2 separate regions of the Homo sapiens genome follow, and region 2 is linked to region 1. The links are chromatin loops, found by intact Hi-C in ENCODE. Cell type or tissue: right lobe of liver. All regions are shown on one strand. Links, peaks and the distances in the headings refer to the core of each region. The heading gives the core; the rest is flanking DNA.

The links. Hi-C counts contacts between places; a loop is a spot of excess contacts. Peaks named below come from ENCODE experiments on the same cell type or tissue, not always from the same donor. Only the 100,000 strongest peaks of a DNase experiment are listed, where the experiment ranks them.
Region 2: it touches region 1 in a loop (6-fold over the local background); 50 of 110 quality-filtered maps call a loop at or near these places.

The regions. Positions count from the first base shown.
Region 1 is chr11:9,011,559-9,021,295 of GRCh38, reverse strand. SCUBE2 (signal peptide, CUB domain and EGF like domain containing 2) reads left to right here. Exons shown (of 23, transcript NM_001367977.2): 23 at 99-1,820. The coding sequence ends at 251. The region is part of intron 1 of NRIP3-DT (NRIP3 divergent transcript); the gene reads right to left. Among named protein-coding and RNA genes, the nearest start is that of NRIP3-DT, 12 kb to the right of the region's middle. In right lobe of liver, for the core only: a CTCF peak has its summit at 5,507 (motif pointing left); DNase peaks (open chromatin) are centred at 3,315 and 5,505; H3K27ac peaks cover 752 bases.
Region 2 is chr11:9,501,920-9,511,656 of GRCh38, reverse strand. It overlaps ZNF143 (zinc finger protein 143), which reads right to left. Exons shown (of 16, transcript NM_003442.6): 12 at 2,811-3,038. Among named protein-coding and RNA genes, the nearest start is that of ZNF143, 46 kb to the right of the region's middle. RefSeq lists a silencer at 4,685-4,804. In right lobe of liver, for the core only: CTCF peaks have their summits at 4,516 and 4,719 (motif pointing right); a DNase peak (open chromatin) is centred at 4,726; H3K27ac peaks cover 749 bases.

The DNA of each region.
Region 1 (9,737 bases), core at 546-8,545:
CAAGCTACGGCCTAATACTGGGTCATTATAGTTCCATGGGCAAAATGTCAGCATATTTAAATATTTTGGCCCAGTAACAAAAATTCTGTTCTTTTTAGGATAAGAAACTTATCAAGGCTCTGTTTGATGTCCTGGCCCATCCCCAGAACTATTTCAAGTACACAGCCCAGGAGTCCCGAGAGATGTTTCCAAGATCGTTCATCCGATTGCTACGTTCCAAAGTGTCCAGGTTTTTGAGACCTTACAAATGACTCAGCCCACGTGCCACTCAATACAAATGTTCTGCTATAGGGTTGGTGGGACAGAGCTGTCTTCCTTCTGCATGTCAGCACAGTCGGGTATTGCTGCCTCCCGTATCAGTGACTCATTAGAGTTCAATTTTTATAGATAATACAGATATTTTGGTAAATTGAACTTGGTTTTTCTTTCCCAGCATCGTGGATGTAGACTGAGAATGGCTTTGAGTGGCATCAGCTTCTCACTGCTGTGGGCGGATGTCTTGGATAGATCACGGGCTGGCTGAGCTGGACTTTGGTCAGCCTAGGTGAGACTCACCTGTCCTTCTGGGGTCTTACTCCTCCTCAAGGAGTCTGTAGTGGAAAGGAGGCCACAGAATAAGCTGCTTATTCTGAAACTTCAGCTTCCTCTAGCCCGGCCCTCTCTAAGGGAGCCCTCTGCACTCGTGTGCAGGCTCTGACCAGGCAGAACAGGCAAGAGGGGAGGGAAGGAGACCCCTGCAGGCTCCCTCCACCCACCTTGAGACCTGGGAGGACTCAGTTTCTCCACAGCCTTCTCCAGCCTGTGTGATACAAGTTTGATCCCAGGAACTTGAGTTCTAAGCAGTGCTCGTGAAAAAAAAAAGCAGAAAGAATTAGAAATAAATAAAAACTAAGCACTTCTGGAGACATAATAATGTACATTTATTGCCAGCCTTCCTCGTTGCAAGCTTCCACCCTGCAGCAAATGCACTATGCTGACTCTCGCACCTTCAGCTGTGCCCTCTGACACTCTGCTGGCCATTGCCTGAGGGACTGGGGAGTTCAGGTGAAATGTAATTTCCTCAGTGGATGAGAATCATCAATTGTCATGAAAAGGCGATTTCACCAACCCTGAGTCGGTATTGCCAAGGGTTCTACTCCCCAAGTGGGCTTCCCATCACAAGGGATCTGAGGTCCAGGTGGGTGTGGTGAGGCCCAGCCTGTCATGTATGCCTTCCTTCCCCAGTCTCAAATGTGAGAGACGGACTCTGCTCCGTGGACATGAGCAGCCCCTTGAAGGGTGGTCTCATTCTCTAACAGTAACAGCACTGCCAGAAACACCCCCTGAATGCCACACGATCATCTCACTTTGGGTCAGGCCAGCAGGGCCTCACGATCATTTCTTGAACTTGAATTTTCAGTGTTATTGAATCTTTAAACATTTAAATCCCCAAGCAAAAATCTCATTACAGTGAATAAAAAGGAATCCAATCAAACAAGCCACCACTTCCCTAATGGATGGACTACCTACAACTATAGTGTTTTGTTATTTCAATAACAATTCTATGCACAGCCAATTCTCCATACCAAAGTACTAAAAAAATGTTTAACAAGCATTTTTGAAGAAAACAAAGAGAACTTCATTATGGTTAAACTTGCTTTTCATCTCAGTGTTGCTTTTTTTAACCTGTTAATAACATTGATTCTTAAAAAGTCCTAATCAAACTTCTTTATTTGGATGGGCCCTAAATATTCATTTTCAGATTTCTCTTCAAAAGTTTGAACATCATCATTAAAAAAAAAATAGCATTAAAACAAGCACTTGGACTTTGTTATACTGGAGCTTGGCCTATATTTCTGAGTCTAACCATAAGATGAAAATTCGAATGTCACATAAACCCGAGTTAGTGACCGCACTGATGTGAAGGTGAGATGAGCTGAGCTGCACCATTCTGTCCAGGCATGTTAGCAACTTTGTGCTCATGACTGTGTGATCCTGTCTTGCTGATTTCACAAGAAGGCTAGGGATGGGAATACTCTGGGGGTTGGAAGGAGGCTGCATAAACCCGGTCACTATGGAGGAGCATCCTCCACGGGGCAGCCCCATGCACCAGAGCTGTGTTGCTGGTACACGCACAAACCACTGACGCACAGGAGGTATAAAGAGGAGCTTCCTCTCTATTCCCTCAACTACCTTAAGAGATGCTGTGATCCTGTTGGGGGCTGGCTATCTGGAGATACTATTTCTACCTGCTACATCAATATTTATCAAACTTCTGCCTGGTACTCTAGGCCCTGGGGATGCGGCGATAAGACAGACAAGGTCCCTGCCCTCATGAAGCTTACATTTTAGAGGGAAGAGACAGACAAAGAACAGATAAATCAACATGAAAAGTAGCAGCTAGTGGTAAGAGCTATGTTGAAAATTAAAATAGGTTACTGTAACAGATGATTGTGTGGCTACTTTAGGATTGGGGATTATAGATGGCCTCTATGCGGAAATTACATTTCAATTGAAAACTAAATGGCAAGAAGAAACCAGTCTTGGGAAAATTAGGGGGAAGAGCTTTCCAGAGAGAGGAAAACCAAGTGCAAAGGCTGTCAGGCAGGAGCAACCATTTGTGTATATTGTAGTCTAGTGAGAAGGCAGGTCGTACAAGATGAGGCTAGAGAACCAGACACGGCCAGATCACATCGGGCTTTGGAATCTATAATGAGGGGTTTGAGTTATTTCTAAATATGTTGCAAACTTTTGAATGGATTTAAGCAGAGGAGTGAGATAATCTGATTTATGTTTTAAAAGGGTAGCTGTGGCTACTGTGTGAATAGGAAGCCAGCACGGAGGCAGAGAGAGTTATTCACAGACTACTGCAACAGAACAAGCAGCCATCCAGTTGGCAGATGAAGGTATTGTCTGGATTAGGGTGTTGTAGTGGAGATGAGAGAAGTAGAAGGATTCTGGATGTGTTTTGGGGGACAGTCAACAGAATTTGCTGATGGGGATTGTATGGAAGTGCTGAGGGAAAGAAGGAAGTCAAAGATGACTCCTAGTTGCCTAAGAAACTGGTAGATGGAGGAGACTAGGAGGAGCAGGTTCGGGATATGCAGCAGTTTTAAAACATGTTTGCAAATTCTTTGAGGTTCCTTCCATGGACAGTTGGGGTCTGTGTCACCTCCCCTTGACTCTGGGCTCTGTGACTGCTTGACCAATATTAACATGGCAGAAGTAATGCTTTACGAGGCCCAGGGCTTAAGACACTAGCAGCTTCCACTTCCTCTCCTTAGGACACTCACACTTGAAACTCAGTCACCACGTCATGAGGAAGCAAGCCATAACAGCCTGTGGAGAGGCCATGTGGAGAGGAACCACAGTCCCTCCACCCACCGGCCAGGCTGAGCTTCCAGGCGACAGCCAGCAAAACTTGCCAGCTGCGTGAGTAAGCCATCTTGGAAAGGGATTCTCCAGCTGCTCCAGCTGACACTTCATGGAGCAGTCCTCATTGAACCACAGAAAAATTAGAGATTTGTGTGCAAAATTAATGATTATTATCTTAAATGATTGATAGGTTTTGAGGTGACTTCTTATGCAGTAATATAACAGTGAAAAGGGGAGATGGTTAAGAGTTCCATTTTGGCCATTCTAGGTTCTAGGTGCCTATCATATGTCCAACTGGAGGGTTCAAATAGGCAAATGGTTATACAAAGCCCCAGGAGAGGTCAGGGCTGGAATATAAGTTTTAATGTCACAGAGTAAAGGCATGAGACTTTACCCCGGTTAAGGTCACCTGGGAAACATGTAAATAAAAGAAGACCGGGGAACTCTTAATTCTGGGATTTCCTGTGTGGGCACAGGAACCAGGACTTTGAGGAGCTGCGTATTAAGTAAACAGGAAGAGGTCAGAGCTGAGCTTCCATCTTCCCTCCAAGAGAGCTAGTTCTATGGGTGAACCCTGAATGGGCATGGATCTGTACAGTCCTTCCTTCTAGCTGTAGATATTGTTCTTTAGCCATTTACTGAAGTGCTGCATCTATGGATTTAACAACATCTCCCTTGAATTTCCAATGCTAATAAAAAAGTGTTTGCCTTTTCACACTAACAGACAATTATCTTCACTTTGGAAAATTGCTTCCTCTGAATCATGCCCTGAGCTGTTAAGTGTGTCGTCTGTAGGCACTCACTGGATTTAGGTTTGCAGGTGATATTAAAATGTCATGTGGCAACCTGGAAAAGGCAGTGGCTGCACAGCACAGTGCAAGGACTTGCTTACCCTCCGGCAGATCTTTGCAGGAAGATGCACCGGAGCTGTTGCCTGCAGCTGACCACCACAGCTGGTGGGCCTATGTGCTGGAAAACCCAGGGGTCATTCCAGGCCCAGCTGTAATCTTCTTAGCCCTGAAGAGATGCCTCTTACTGTCAGCATCTCTGCTTCTTTTCACACAGCAGGATACGTCTTGGAGCCTTACTCAAGTCTGCACTACTTCTAGCCAGCATTTGGGAGGCAAATGGACTAGCTGAGGCTGGAGTAAAGCAGTTCCTCACCAAGTTGAGGGAATCTTGTTGCATACGGCCCTCTAGCTAGGCAAGCCATCAGCTGCCTACAATTTAAGGTCCTGGGAGTGGCCAGTAGGGGCCCATCCACAGAAACTTAGAGGCCTTGGTGAGGCTTCATTTCTGTGACCATCTTCCATTCCAGGGGCTTGTGAGCCCAGCTCAGAGGTGTCCTAATATTTGTAGTGCCCTGCCTCCTTCTCCCTTCAGGCAGTCTCGATCAGCCTGCAGGAGACCACCCTTAGGGACCTGTTAACACAGCAAGGCTGCTCCTGTGATCCATGTCAGTGATATAGCCATGAAGATATCACTACTCAGCAGGGAGCACTTTCCAGAGAACACAGTGGCATCAAAATAGATTTAGAAAATGAAACCACTCTAATATAGGCAGTTTGCCTTAGTTGAATAAAAGCGATACAAATTAAACCTACCTACTGCAAGCAATGACAGTAACTCAGTAGTGCTTGGTTTTCAGAGTATCTCATAAAGGGGATGCAACTACAGACCTTAGTTACTAATAATTTCTTATTATGTTTTTGGTCATTCATTCATTTATGCAACATATATTTATGGAGAGCCTATTAAGTGCTAGACATTGTAGGAGCCAGGGATACTGCAGGGAGCAAAAGAAGCTCCCTGCTCTTGTGGAATTTAGGTTCCAGTCTGGGGAGACAGACAATAAACAAATGAACATATACTGTAAAGTCAAGTAGTGATGAGTGGTATAAATAAGGAAGGGCTAAAGGACAGAGAATGAGGAGGTGGTGGGAGGGAGCTGCTGTCTTAGGATGAGCTCATCATTAGAGTCATGAATCCAGGCCCCTCCTAGAGCACTGGCTCCTCAAACCAAGCCTGGCAGCACTGGCCCTGGCAAGCTCCTTTATCCGCCCAGCAAGACCTTGGCATTTCATGTCAAGCCAAGCTGACCAAAGCTTCAAGCTGTGAACAAGCCATTTGGCAGTTCCTCGAACAGGTGCCACCTAGTGGTTGCAATATGGAGTCGACCTGTGTTTCTGTCTCCCGTCCCACTGCCTCAGACCTTACATGCCCATAATTCAAGACAAGATCTTACCCAAGGGGCCCTGGGGACTAGGGCTGTGATTTGACAACTGATTGGTCGCATGTTGTTTGACACAGCCCTCGGAGTTTATTTTGTTTAGATATTTTCCTTTTTTCTCTGCTTGGCAGAGAAAAACTAGTGACCAAGTCCAAACTCATTGATCTAGGTCATTTCAAACTATCAACAACGCTCTGAATCTCACATACAAACACCGCATATTCATGCATTCACTGTTACGGTCTAGGCACCAGGGTAGGCTGGATATATAGTCCTGAGTCAGAAGGGAAAAGGAGTTGAAGGAATGATGAGGACAAAATCTACTCCTCAATTATAATCTTGCATGTTTTACCACTTTGTAGTTCCAGGAGCTCCCTACCACACTCCCCTGCCTTGGATTGTTCTCTGATCCTACACAGTATCCTAGGACTGAAGGATAATTTTGGGCCACAGGTTGAAGTTTTCTGTCTTTTCCCTACAAAACGCAAAAAGTAGAAATACAAGCCTACCTCAAATTTGAGCTTCGGTGCTGGCTTTGCCTTATTACATGTGTGGCAGTTGAAAAAAATTAACAGCTGCTAAGCAGGAATTGGAACCAATGCCCCAGAGAAGACAGAGCCCAGTAATGTCTGAAGCAGCATGCACAGCAGAACAGCATGGAGGTACAGAGTGTGAGCTTGTGGTGAACCCTGGCCAAGCCTGCTAAGTGCGGCCCTCTGCAGCCTTGTGGGTAACCTATCCTGTGTGACCACAAATTGGTCATCAGCACACACTGTCAATGCAGCGGTGTGTGTGTGATGCCTGATCATGCTATAAAACTGTGGACAGTGTAGCACATTGGAACCCCAATGTTACTTCCAGGTGACTTGGCTTGAAGAAGTCAGCTTTTAGCAGCCACATCAGGTACCTAAACTGGAGTTTTAAGTAATGCAGGTGCCAAGTATAAGAGGTTTGATAGGGCCAGGCACGGTGGCTCATGCCTGTAGTCCCAGCACTTTGGGATGTCAAGGCGGGTGGATCATTTGAGGTCAGGAGTTCAAGACCAGGCTGGCCAACATGGTGAAACCCTGTATCTACTAGAAATACAAAAATTAGCCGGGCGGTAGTGGCGCATGCCTGTAATCCCAGCTACTCGAGAGGCTGAGGCAGGAGAATTGCTTGAGCCTGGGAAGCAGAGGTTGCGGTGAGCCGAGATCGTGCCACTGCACTCCAGCCTTGGCAACAGAGTGAGATGCTGTCTCAAAAACAAAAAACAAAACAATTTAAAAAAAGAGGCTTGATAAACCATCACTAAGGCTCCCCATGAGGAACTGGGATGACTCAAACAGCATCACTCACCCAGTACCCCCCGGGCCCAGTATTCCTAATGTACTTCTCTGAAAATGCATTATCTACATTTATCACACTGATAGGTGCCTTCTCTAAGATTTATGATTCATAATGCTCATATTCTCCAAGACTCCCATTATGTCCTTTACGGTACCTGGATTTGTATCCCAGTTCTGCCACTTATTAGCTATGTGACCTTGTGGAAGTTATTTAACTTCTCTGTGCCTCAGTTTCTTCATGTGGTAAATAAAGATAATGATAGTACCTACAAGATAGAGCTGTTTTGAGAATTAAATGAGTTAATACCTGGAAAACTCTTGAAACATTGCCTGGCATGTAGTAAGGGCCCAATAAACGTTAACTGTCATCCTCATCGTTACATTTCACTTCTTGAGACTTTAGAAGTTAAACCCAAGAAACATTCTTTAAAGGGGTTCACTCTCTGCTGGGTTTCCCCATTTCACTGAGATGGAAAGTTCTTTAGTCACAGTTTTTCTAGTGGGGTATGTCCTAGCAACAGAAAAATTAAAGCTTGAAGTAGGAATGAAAGGCTATGATGCCTGATTTGGGTTCTCACACAAGGCCTTCCAAACACCCGTGTCCTCCTGAGCTGGGAAGGTAAAATGAGCTCTTCCAATCGCCTGAGCTTCTCTTAGGTCAGGGACGGCACAGACACAAGTGCACATACACAGCGCAGCCTCTCAATCCTTCATTTTTTCTGAGTTCCAATCCTCAGCCCCTGGTATGTGAGGATCACAGTACATCTCCTTGCTGAGCCCAGAAGCACATGTTTTCCAGAACTGCCTATTTCTATTCGATGTTTCCAGCATGGCAACATCCAACTTCAGAGTCCAAGAAGGCAGTACTCAGGTCTCTAGGCAGGCAAGGTCAATGAAGACACTCACTGTGGCAAGGTGTGAATAATTTGCATGAAACCTGTGGTCATTGAAACAAAGCCCCTTTTTGAGACATGAGGACACAGGCCTGGCCAAGGTGGGTCTGACCACTGTGCAGCATGTGCCAGGGAGAGTACAGAACTCAAAGTGCAATGTGCTAACGGAGTGTAGACAGACTGAAAAGAGTGAATTTCATTTTTTTAAACATCATGAATGAGATAGGAAAAAAGCCAGTAATTATACAGCAGAGAAATCAGGCAATACCTTGACCAGATGATCAAAATTAGCATGTCCAATAAAGGACAGATGGATATCATGTGCCTACAGATGTGATAGCCTGAGAAGAACGTACCATCACCTATACTGTACTCAAGCCAAAAATGCATCACCTCAATCTCAATACAAGGAAAATGCAGACAAACACAAAATGAAGAATGCTCTATTTTAAAAAGGGGAGGGAAGTTGAAAAACAACTTGCACATCAGTGAAATTTTAAAGCTTGTGTGCTTCAAAAGACACTATTAAGAAGTGAAAAGGTAGCCCATGGAATGGTAGAAAATGTTTGTAAATCATATATCTGACAAGAGACTAATAGCTACAATATGTAAAGAGTTCTTACAAGTCAATAATAATGAGACAAATCACTCAATTAAAAATGGACAGAGGAGGCTGGGCATGTTGGCTCACACCTGTAATCCCAGCACTTTGGGAGGCCGAGGCAGGTGGATCATGAGATCAGGAGACTGAGACCATCCTGGCTAATACAGTGAAACCCTGTCTCTACTAAAAATACAAAAAATTAGCCAGGCGTGGTGGTGGGCACCTGTGGTCCCAGCTACTCGGGAGGTTGAGGCAGGAGAATGCCGTGAACCCAGGGGGCGGAGCTTGCAGTGAGCCGAGGTCACGCCACTGCACTCCAGCCTAGGCGACAGAGCGAGACTCTGTCTCAAAAAAAAAAAAAAAAAAAAAGAAGATGGACAGAGGATTTTAATAGACATGTTTCCAAAGAAGACAAACAAATGACCAATAAGCACCTGAAAAGATGCTTAACATCATTAGTCATCAGGGAAACACAAATCAGAACCATAATGAGATACCATCTCAACCTCACTAGCATGGCTATAATAAAAAAGACAGATGGTAAAAAGTGTTGAAGAGGATGTGAAGAAATTGGAACCCTCATACACTGCTGGTGGAGATGCAGAATGGTGCAGCTGCTTTGGAGAGTAGTCTGTTAATTCCTCAAAAGTCACACGGGCTACCATGTGACCCAGCAATTCTACTCCAGGAGATGAATAAAAGGCACAAAAAGATTTCCACATGAGATTTCTTAGCAACATTAGTCGTAATACCTTAAAAGTGGAAACAGCTTACATATCTATCAACTAATGTACAGCTAGACAAAATGTGGTAGATCCATACAATGGAATATTATTTGGCCATAGTTAAATACTGATAGATGCTACAGTATGGATGAATTTTGAAAACACTGTGCTACGTGAAAGAAGCCAGTCACAAAAGACCATGCATTATATGATTCCAGTTACATGAAATGTCCAGAATAGGCAAATTCATAGAGACAGGAAGTGGATTACAAGTTAGTTGTCTAGGGCTGGAGAAATTGGTAGGCAATGGGGAATGATTAATGGGTACCAAGTTTCTCTTGGGACGATGAAATGTTCTAGAAGTCATTGTGGTGATGGTTGCACAGCTCTCTGAATTTATTTAAAACTTGAATTGTACACATTAAGTACAATTGTATGAATTGGGTGAATTTTATGGTATGTGAATTATATCACACACAGAAACCAGTAACTAAAAAGGGTTAACTGGTTTTTGTGTTAACCAGTTAACCCTTTTTAATGACACTGACAGTTTTGAATTTTAACATTTTGAATGTCAAAAATGTCTGTGTCATGGAGGACAAA
Region 2 (9,737 bases), core at 1,216-9,215, 490 kb before region 1:
CGACCAGTCTGACCAACATGGAGAAACCACGTCTCTATTAAAAATACAAAACCAAGGCCGGGTATGGTGGCTCACACCTGTAATCCCAGCACTTTGGGAGGCCAAGGCGGGCGGATCATGAGGTCAGGAGATCGAGACCATCCTGGCTAACACGGTGAAACCCATTTCTACTAAAAATACAAAAAAAAAAAAAATAGCCGGGCATGGTGGCAGGCGCCTGTAGTCCCAGCTACTCAGGGGGCTGAGGCAGGAGAATGGTGTGAACCTAGGAGGCGGAGCTTGCAGTGAGCCGAGATTGCACCACTGCACTCCAGCCTGGGCGACAGAGCAAGACTCTGTCTCAATAACAAAAACAAACAAACAAACAAAAACACAAAATTAGGCGGGCCTGGTGGAGCATGCCTGTAATACCAGCTACTCAGGAGGCTGAGGCAGGAGAAATCACTTGAACCCGGGAGGCAGGGCTTGTGGTGAGCCGAGATGGCACCATTGCACTCCAGCCTGGGCAACAAGGGCGAAACTCCGTCTCAAAAAAAAAAAAAAAAAAAAAAAAAGAAGCTGTTAAAAGTGGTTAAGACTATTTTCATTTTCATAAACATTAACCACAAAGCCAGAATGGTTTGCAAACACACCCACTGATACTAAACTTGGTCTTTAGCACAACTGATTGATTGCAAACCATCAGTACACAATGACCTCACTGTGTAAAGACAATGTATGGCATATTATCTGAGGTATGGTTAATAATTTAGTGACATAAAAGGAACCTCCATCACTTCTTTATTTCATAAAGAACCAGTAAGTAAACAGCAATTTCAACAATCCATTACTACTATAATTGTCAACCAGGAAGATTCCTGGTCCCTCTCGTCTTTCATCACTTTCTACCTCCCATGAAGTCAGAAAGAGAGCAAAAAAAAAATGTTTCCCCCTCAAAGGACATAATATGCTAATCTAAGAGTACTTCTCAATTCAGTGGTTAATCCATGCACTCATATGGCTACAGTCATCAACGTGTAATTTCCATGACAGACATTACTTCATTCCTTTTTGTTCTGTTCCACAGCTATTTATATACCATTATTCCAACAGGTTACAAAACCCAGTGGATCATGTGAGAGAAAACAGAAATCCATCCCTATTCTTGGAAAAACAATCTTAGTTTAGTTTTGTTTTTAAATAAAATGTATATTATTATATTATAGACTATTTTCTAGAATATAGGAACTTCTGGGCTGGGTACGGTGGCTCACGCCTGTAATCCCAGCACTTTGGGAGGCCGAGGTGGGCGGATCACGAGGTCAGGAGATCGAGACCATCCTGGCTAACACGGTGAAACCCCGTCTCTATTAAAAACACAAAAAATTAGCCAGGCATGGTGGCGGGCGCCTGTAGTCCCAGCTACTCAGGAAGCTGAGGCAGGAGAATGGAATGAACCCGGGAGGCGAAGCTTGCAGTGAGCCGAGATCGCACCACTGCACTCCAGCCTGGGCAACAGAGCGAGACTCCATCTCAAAAATAAAAAAAAAAAAAAAAGAATATAGGAACTTCTGATAACCTGAAATATCAACATTTAAGGAAGAGACTTGAGGAAGCTTAGAAAAAGAGTCTTGCAAACTTAAGTCTGATATCATTAAAGCCTGCTTTCTAACTAAAAAGACTCAGCAGTTGTTGTAGGATCTTCTTATTTACTTCCTTTCTCTTAGCAATTGTCAAATATACAGTACATTATTATTAACTGTAGTCACATGCTGTGCAGATCTCCAGAACTTATTCCTCCTAACTGAAACTGTACTCTTTGACCAGTATCTCCCCAATTGATGTAATATTTAACCATGCACACTTACAGTGTTCTGGCTAGAAAATAATCACCATGAAGACTGATGGAATTGCTATTAACCTACCACCACCTAACAAATACCTGAAAAGACAAATCAGGACTACAAGGAATCATCTGAGCAGATGATCTGTTCTTTCCCTTACTCTCCAACAAACCTTTTCCACCTAAATGTTTTTCAATGCTTCAATATATGTTGTTAAAAATGAAAAAAGATGTCTTCTCTTAATTTTCAAATTTACTTCATTTAGGAGGTACTCAATGAAACTGTAAGACAACTTGCTTTGTTTTGTGTTTTAGAAAAACCGACTTCCTTTTACCTACTTACCTATGCTTATTTATCTGAAATAATTCAATGTAATTCTCTAAAATATTTTTCCAAGGGTTTACTGAAACAAATAATTTTGTCTCTTACAATAACATACTTAATAGCACCTGAATCAATGAAGAGTTATTTGGGAGTACTTCTCTAGTGTTACGATTAAGACCAACATGCTTAATGGACCCAAACAGGCTGGCTGCCCCTGCCTCGCTCTCCAGCCTTGTTTCATATCACCTTCCCAGGCAGAACTGCCCTAACTGGCCAGGCTTCATTCAGTATCTCCAATTTACTTTGGTCTCTCCAACCTCCTGGCTTTCTGCATGTGCCATTCTCTCTATTTGGAACATTCTCTTGCCTTTGCTTCCTGCTTCCCTTCCCAGCAACCTCTGCTTCTTCACCCAGTTAACCCCTATTCAACCTCAAGATCTCTCCAAAAATCCCTTCCTTGACCTCCCAAACTAACATTCCCTTCTATACATCCCAGAGTACCACATACTTTTCTTCAATAGCACTTACTGCAGCTGTAAATTATGTTTATGTGATTATACGAATGACACATTAGGATTTCAGAAAATGCTATGAATCATAAATTATGTTCATAACTGTTGATTCTCAAACTCAGAAACAAAATATAGTAGACAAAACTCTCACCTGGGGGCGGCTCAAAGAAGGCTTCCTGCTCCTCCTCGATGGGCTCAGTGTCGTTGTGGGCTGTCCGTTTGTGCATGGCCAGCGTGGAGATCTGCTTGTATGTCTTCCCACAGTGGTTACAGTTGTAAGGTTTGGAATGAGTGTGGACAACATGATGTTTGTACAAACTGGAATATTCTGTAAACCTTTTGTCACACCCAGGAACTGTACAAACATATGGCTTTTCTCCTAAAGAGCAACACCAAAAAAAAGTTCAACTTTTACATATGTAGGCAAAATCATTCCATACTTCCCCCCCAGGGGGTAAAATACCTCTAAAAATAAAGAATTGCCAAACCCCTCCTCATCCCACCATGAGGCAGCACACAAGAAAAGATTCCCTAACTATGGTTTTGACTTGACTCAAAAGGTAGTATGATCCTTAGTGCTGTCTCCATGCATCAACACCAGGTTCTCCTTAATCTCAAGGAATGAGAAAAGGATGGAGATGTTGCCCAGTTTAACTCTAACTTTAATGAAACTGTAATTTGTTTCCCATAATTAGATAATCTAGATACTGTTATAGTCTATTAATAATAATAAATGCTATTATCGTAACTTATGCAGCTTCCTAAGAATTTCATAAAGATAATAAAAAAGGATTGTCTTTAAAAGTCTATTAAACCTAGTTAGATATGTCAATACAACTAAAAGGACAAACATGTTTCATTTAACTTAACCTGACTTCTTACATCCAATCAAAAGCTACTGAGTATTCACTAATAGCAAGCAGGCAATACATAGGGAAGTAAATACTTTAATTTTTGTCCCATGAAACAGCTTGAGAACATTATAGGCAGTACACATATTTTTAGAACTTTTTACTACAGAAAATTTCAAATATACACAAAAGTATAGAGAAACAGTTCCCCATGTACCAATCATCCAGCTTCAACTATCAGTTCATGACCAATATTGTTTCTTATATTTACTACCCATTTCCCCCTTCTTCCCGACCAGGATTATTCCGAAACAGTTGCAGGTAACATTCTTTTTCTTTCAGGCTGTATACCAAAAAGATGGGTCCCAGTTTAAAAAATATGTAAACAAAATTAATAATAATTACTTAATATCACAAAATATCTAGACAGTGCTAACATGTGGTGGTGTAGGGACCTAAAACTGAAAGCAAACTGGAACAAATTAACCTAATTGTTTAAATGAATACTTTTAACTACACTGAAGGGGCTGGGGTGGGGGAACAAATAAATTAATTAAAGTAGCTCATTTACACAGTATTTGACTTATGCCCTCAGTCTTGGGCTCAGTGGCGAGAGTGAGGGGAAGAATTGCAAACAAATATTCAGCTCATTTGTAGTAGGCTTGTTTACTGTAGTGGTATGGGTGAAGGGATTCTGAAACTATTTTAGATGGAATAAAAGACTGAGCAAATGAGTAAATATTTCAAATGCTGCTGGAAGGGCTCCAGCTGTGGAAAAAGGAGAATACAAATATGGAATGGGGGAAGAAAAACAAAAAGAACCCTGTGGTGAAATGGAATTGGAGGTATTGGTGTGAACTCAGATTTTTAAAATGTACATATGAAAGTGTGTATACATATGCATGTCCTGGTTTATTCTCATTCGACACATTCCTTGGGTAACTGCACCTTTCGCAGTGGTTCTAAACACAGTAAACCCCCCCAAAAATAAGATACCACACTAATGTACCGTAACATAAGTCTTACACATAAAGTAATTGGCGATTTCTTCCTGTCCTCTGCCCAGTTCCCATTCCCAAAGCAGGCAGGTTAATGTTCTTATTTTGGTGGATAGTTGCTGAGATGTGGTGAGGGCAAGAGAAAGGGCAGCCAATTTCAACTTGGAAAAATCAGCCCAATTGATATTTAGGCTAGAGCAGAAACTGCCACTAGGTGGCACCAAACCACAGCCAAGAGGCGAATGGATTTGGATTGAGCTTTTGAGCTCCCTTACTGGCTAGTTACATAGCTTCACCTGGGTCATCTGACGAGCCTTGCAAAGAAAAAAAAAGAAAAAGAAAAGAAAAAAGGACTGCATTTCACAGGTCTGAATCTTTACTCTACTGGATATTGTGACCAGTTATTGTAGCAATTACCTGATCATTAGCCAATCTTTTCTTCCAGCCCAGACCCACCTCTTAGGTCAGACCAACATTTATAACTGCATACTCTCTCTACTTCAATTATTCTCAAAACAGTCTACTAAAAGACCTGGGGAGCTTTAAATACACCCTGATGCCTGGGCCTCACCCCAGTACAATTATGTCAGAATCTTTGCAGACAGGATCTGGGCAATCAGTCTATTTTAAAGAGATACATCCAATATGCAGACTCATTTGAGAGCACTGCTCTACCTAAATGTTCCAAAGACATCAGTATGGCCAAACTTAATGTAGGCATCTCTCTTATTGAATGCTAATTTGCCCATAAAATGTGTTGAATGGCTAGCTTTCAGATAATTAGTCTGTATTCCATTGCTTTTTTCTTTTCTTTTTGAGACGGAGTCTCGCTCTGTCACCCATGCTGGAAGTGCAATGGTGTGATCTCGACTCACTGCAACCTCCACCTCCTGGATTCAAGTGATTATCCTGCCTCAGCCTCCTGAGTAGCTGGGATTACAGGCAGCTGCCACCACACCCAGCTAACTTTTGTATTTTTTGGTAGAGAATTGGTTTCGCCATGTTGGCCAGGCTGGTTTTGAACTCCTGACCTCAAGTGATCCACCCACCTTGGCCTCCCAAAGTGCTGGGATTACAGGCATGAGCTACTACTGCGCCAAGCTCTATCTATATTCCATTAATTTAAATGGGAAAAATAATGTTTTCCCAGCCCATCCAAAAAGCCCCAGCCATTTTCTCCAAATATTACAAAAAGGCACTTAAGCACATATATTTTAATAAGAAGCACTTAAAAGATGAATTGTCTTTTCCTTTTTTTTTTTTTTTTTTTGATATGGAGTCTCACTCAGTCGCCCAGGCTGGAGTGCAGTGGCATGATCTTGACTCACTACAACCTCCACCTCCCAGGTTCAAGCAACTCTCCTGCCTCAGTCTCCCAAGTAGCTGGGATTGCAGGTGCCCACCACCAGGCCTAATTTTTGTATTTTTTGGTAGAGACAGGGTTTCACCATGTTGGCCAGGCTGGTCACGAAACTCTGACCTCAAGTGATCTGCTCACCTTGACCTTCCCCAAGTGCTGGGATTACAGGTGTGAGCCACCATGCCTGGCCATAATTATTTAACAGTAAGTGAACTCATTCGTAGGTACATGTTTATGTATAGCACACAAAAATTGCATATCAGGGCTGGGCGTGGTGGCTCACCTGAGGTCAGGAGTTCAAGATCAGCTGGGCCAACATGGTGAAACCCTGTCTCTACTAAAAATACAAAACTTAGCTCAGCGTGATGACATGCGCCTGTAATCCCAGCTACTCGGGAGGCTGAGGCAGGAGAATCACTTGAACCCAGGAGGCAGAGGTCGCAGTGAGCTGAGGTCACGACACTGCACTCCAGCCTGAGCGACAGAGCGAGACTCCATCTCAAAAAAAAAGTCTTTTGGCCAGGCATGGTGGCTCACGCCTGTAATCCTAGCACTTTGGGAGGCCAAGGTGGGTGGATCACAACGTCAGGAGATGGAGACCATCCTGGCCAACATGGTGAAACCCTGTCTCTACTAAAAATACAAAAATTAGCTGGGCATGGTGGTATGCGCCTGTAGTCCCAGCTACTCAGGAGGCTGAGGCAGGAGAATCACTTGAACCCAGGAGGCGGAGGTTGCAGTGAGCCTAGATCGTGCCATTGCACTCCAGCCTGGGTGACAGGGCGTGACTCCATCTTAAAAAAAAAAAAAAAAAGAGGCTGGGCGTGGTGGCTCACACCTGTAATCCCAGCACTTTGGGAGGCCGAGGCGGGTGGATCACAAGGTCAAGAGATTGAGACTGTCATGGCCAACATGGTGAAATCCCGTCTCTATTAAAAGTATAAAAATTAGCTGGGCGTGGTGGCAGGTGCCTGTAGTCCCAGCTACTCAGGAGGCTGAGGCAGGAGAATCGCTTGAACCCAGGAGGCGGAGGTTGCAGTGAGCTGAGATCACGCCATTGCACTCCAGCCTGGGCAACAGAGCGAGACGCTGTCTCAAAAAAAAAAAAAAAAAAAGAAAAAAGAAAAAAATGTCTTTTAATTTTGAATTAACACAAGTTTACTCTTAATACCAGTAATAAAACAATATATTAAAATTTTTCTTATAAAACTAATGCATATCCTGCCTTACGCTCACATTTGCCTTTCCATTCTCACCCACCAAAAATACATCCACAAAATGGAGCATTAAAATTAAAAGCTTCTATACTGCAAATATCATTAAGAGAATTAAAAAACCAGCCACAGAATGGAAGAAAATATCTGTAACTAATATATCTAATAAGAGACTTGGATTCAAGTCTCTCGAATTAAAGTTATACAACTCAGTAATAAAGACACAACCCAATTTTAAAAACGGGCAAAGGATTTGAATAGACATTTCTCCAAAGAAGATATACACATGGCTAATAAATACATAAAAAGATGCTTTGGCCAGGTGTGGTGGCTCAAACCTGTAATCCCAGCAGTTTGGGAGGCTGAGGTGGGAGGATCACAAGGTCAGGAGTTTGAGACTAGCCTGGCCAACATGGTGAAAACCTATCTCTATTAAAAATACAAAAATTAGCTGGGTGTGGTGGCAGGTGTCTGTAATCCCAGCTACTTGTGGGGGCTGAGGCAGAAGAATTGCTTGAACGTGGGAGGTGGAGGGTGCAGCAGGCCAAGATTGCGCCACTGCACTCCAGCCTGAGTGACACAGCAAGACTCTGTCTCAAAAAAAAAAAAAAAAAAAAAAAAAAGGCAAGGCGTGGTGGCTCATGCCTGTGATCCCACCACTTTGGGAGGCCAAGGCAGGTGAATCACCTGAGGTCAGAAGTTTGAGACCGGCCTGGCCAACATGGTGAAACCCTGTCTCTACTAAAAATACAAAAATTAGCTGGGTGTGGTGGCACACACCTGTAGTCCCAGCTACTCAGGAGGCTGAAACAGGATCAATCAATCAATCGCTTGAACCCGGCAGGCGGAGGCTGCAGTGAGCTGAGATCACACCACTACACTCCAGCCTGGGCGAGACAGAGCGTGACTCCGTCTCAAAAAAAAAAAAAAAAGCTTCACATCATTAGCCATCAGAAAAATGCAAATCAAAAGTCGGAATGAGATACCAATTCACACCTACTAAGATGGCTATAATAAAAAAAGACAGATAATAACAACTGTTAGCTGGGATAATAACAACTGTTAGCTGGGATGTGGAGAAACTGGAACCCTCATCCATTGCTGATGAGACTGTAAAATGGTGCAGCCACTTGGGAGAACAGTTTGGAAGTTCCTAAAATGTTAAGCATGGAGTTACCATATGACCCAGCAAGTCCACTCCTAAGTACACATCCAAGAGAAATGAAAACATGTCCACATAAAAACTTGTACATGAATGCTCATTGCATATAAGGAATACATATGACATATGTAATCTATTATTATTCTTAATAGCCAGAAGTGAAAACAACTGGTGAATAAACAAAATGTAGTACATCCATATAATGAAATACTATTCAGTTACTGAAAAAAGAAAGAATTTAAAAGTTGCTACAACATGGTTGAACTTCAAAAACATTATGCAGGCTAGGAGCGGTGGCTCATGTCTGTAATCCCAGCACTTTGGGAGGTCGAGGCAGGTGGATCACGAGGTCAGGAGATCGAGACCGTCCTGGCTAACACAGTGAAACCCCGTCTCTACTAAAACATACAAAAAATTAGCCAGGCATGGTGGCAGGCGCCTATAGTCCCAGCTACTTGGGAGGCTGAGGCAGGAGAATGGTGTGAACCCAGGAGGCGGAGCTTGCAGTGAGCCGAGATTGCGCCACTGCACTCCATTATGCAAAGAGAACGAAGTCAGACAAAAACCCCCCACATACTGCATGATTTCATTTATATGAAAATATCCAGAATGGGCAAACCCATAGAAGAGAAAGTAGATTCGTGATTGCTTACACCTGGGGGGCGGGGTGGGGAAAGGACTGCTTCTGAGTATGGAATTTCTTTTAGGGGAAATGAAAATATTCTAAAATTGAATTGTGGTGATGGTTGCACAACCTTGTGAATATACTAAAAAACACTGAAACACATACTTTTTTTTTTTTTTTGAGATGGAGTCTCGCTCTTGCTCAGGCTGGAGTGCAGTGGTGCGATCTCAACTCACTGCAAGCTCTGCCTCCCGGGTTCATGCTGTTCTCCTGCCTCAGCCTCCGGAGTAGCTGGGACTATAGGCACCCGCCACCATGCCCGGCTAATTTTTTGTGTTTTTAGTAGACATGGGGTTTCACCATGTTAGCCAAGGATGGTCTCGATATCCTGACCTCGTGATCCGCTCACTTCGGCCTCCCAAAGTGCTGGGATTACAGGCGTGAGCCACCGCGCCCGGCCCATACACTTTAAATAGATGAATTGTATAGTATGTGAATTATATTTCAATAAAGCAGTTTCCCAAAAAAAAAAAAAAAAAAAAAAAAGAATATGGCCAGGCGCGGTGGCTCACACCTGGATTCCCAGCACTTTGAGAGGCCGAGGCGGGCAGATCACCTGAGGTTGGGAGTTTCAGACTAGCCTGACCAACATGGAGAAACCCCGTCTCTACTAAAAATACAAAATTACCCGGGCATGGTGGCACATGCCTGTAATCCCAGTTACTAGGGAGGCTGAGGTGGGAGAATCGCTTAAACCTGGGAGGCGGAGGTTGCAGTGAGCCGAGATCGCGCCATTGCACTCCAGCCTGGGCAACAACAGCGAAACTCCATCCCAAAAAAAAAAAAAAAAAAAAAAAAAAAAGAATAT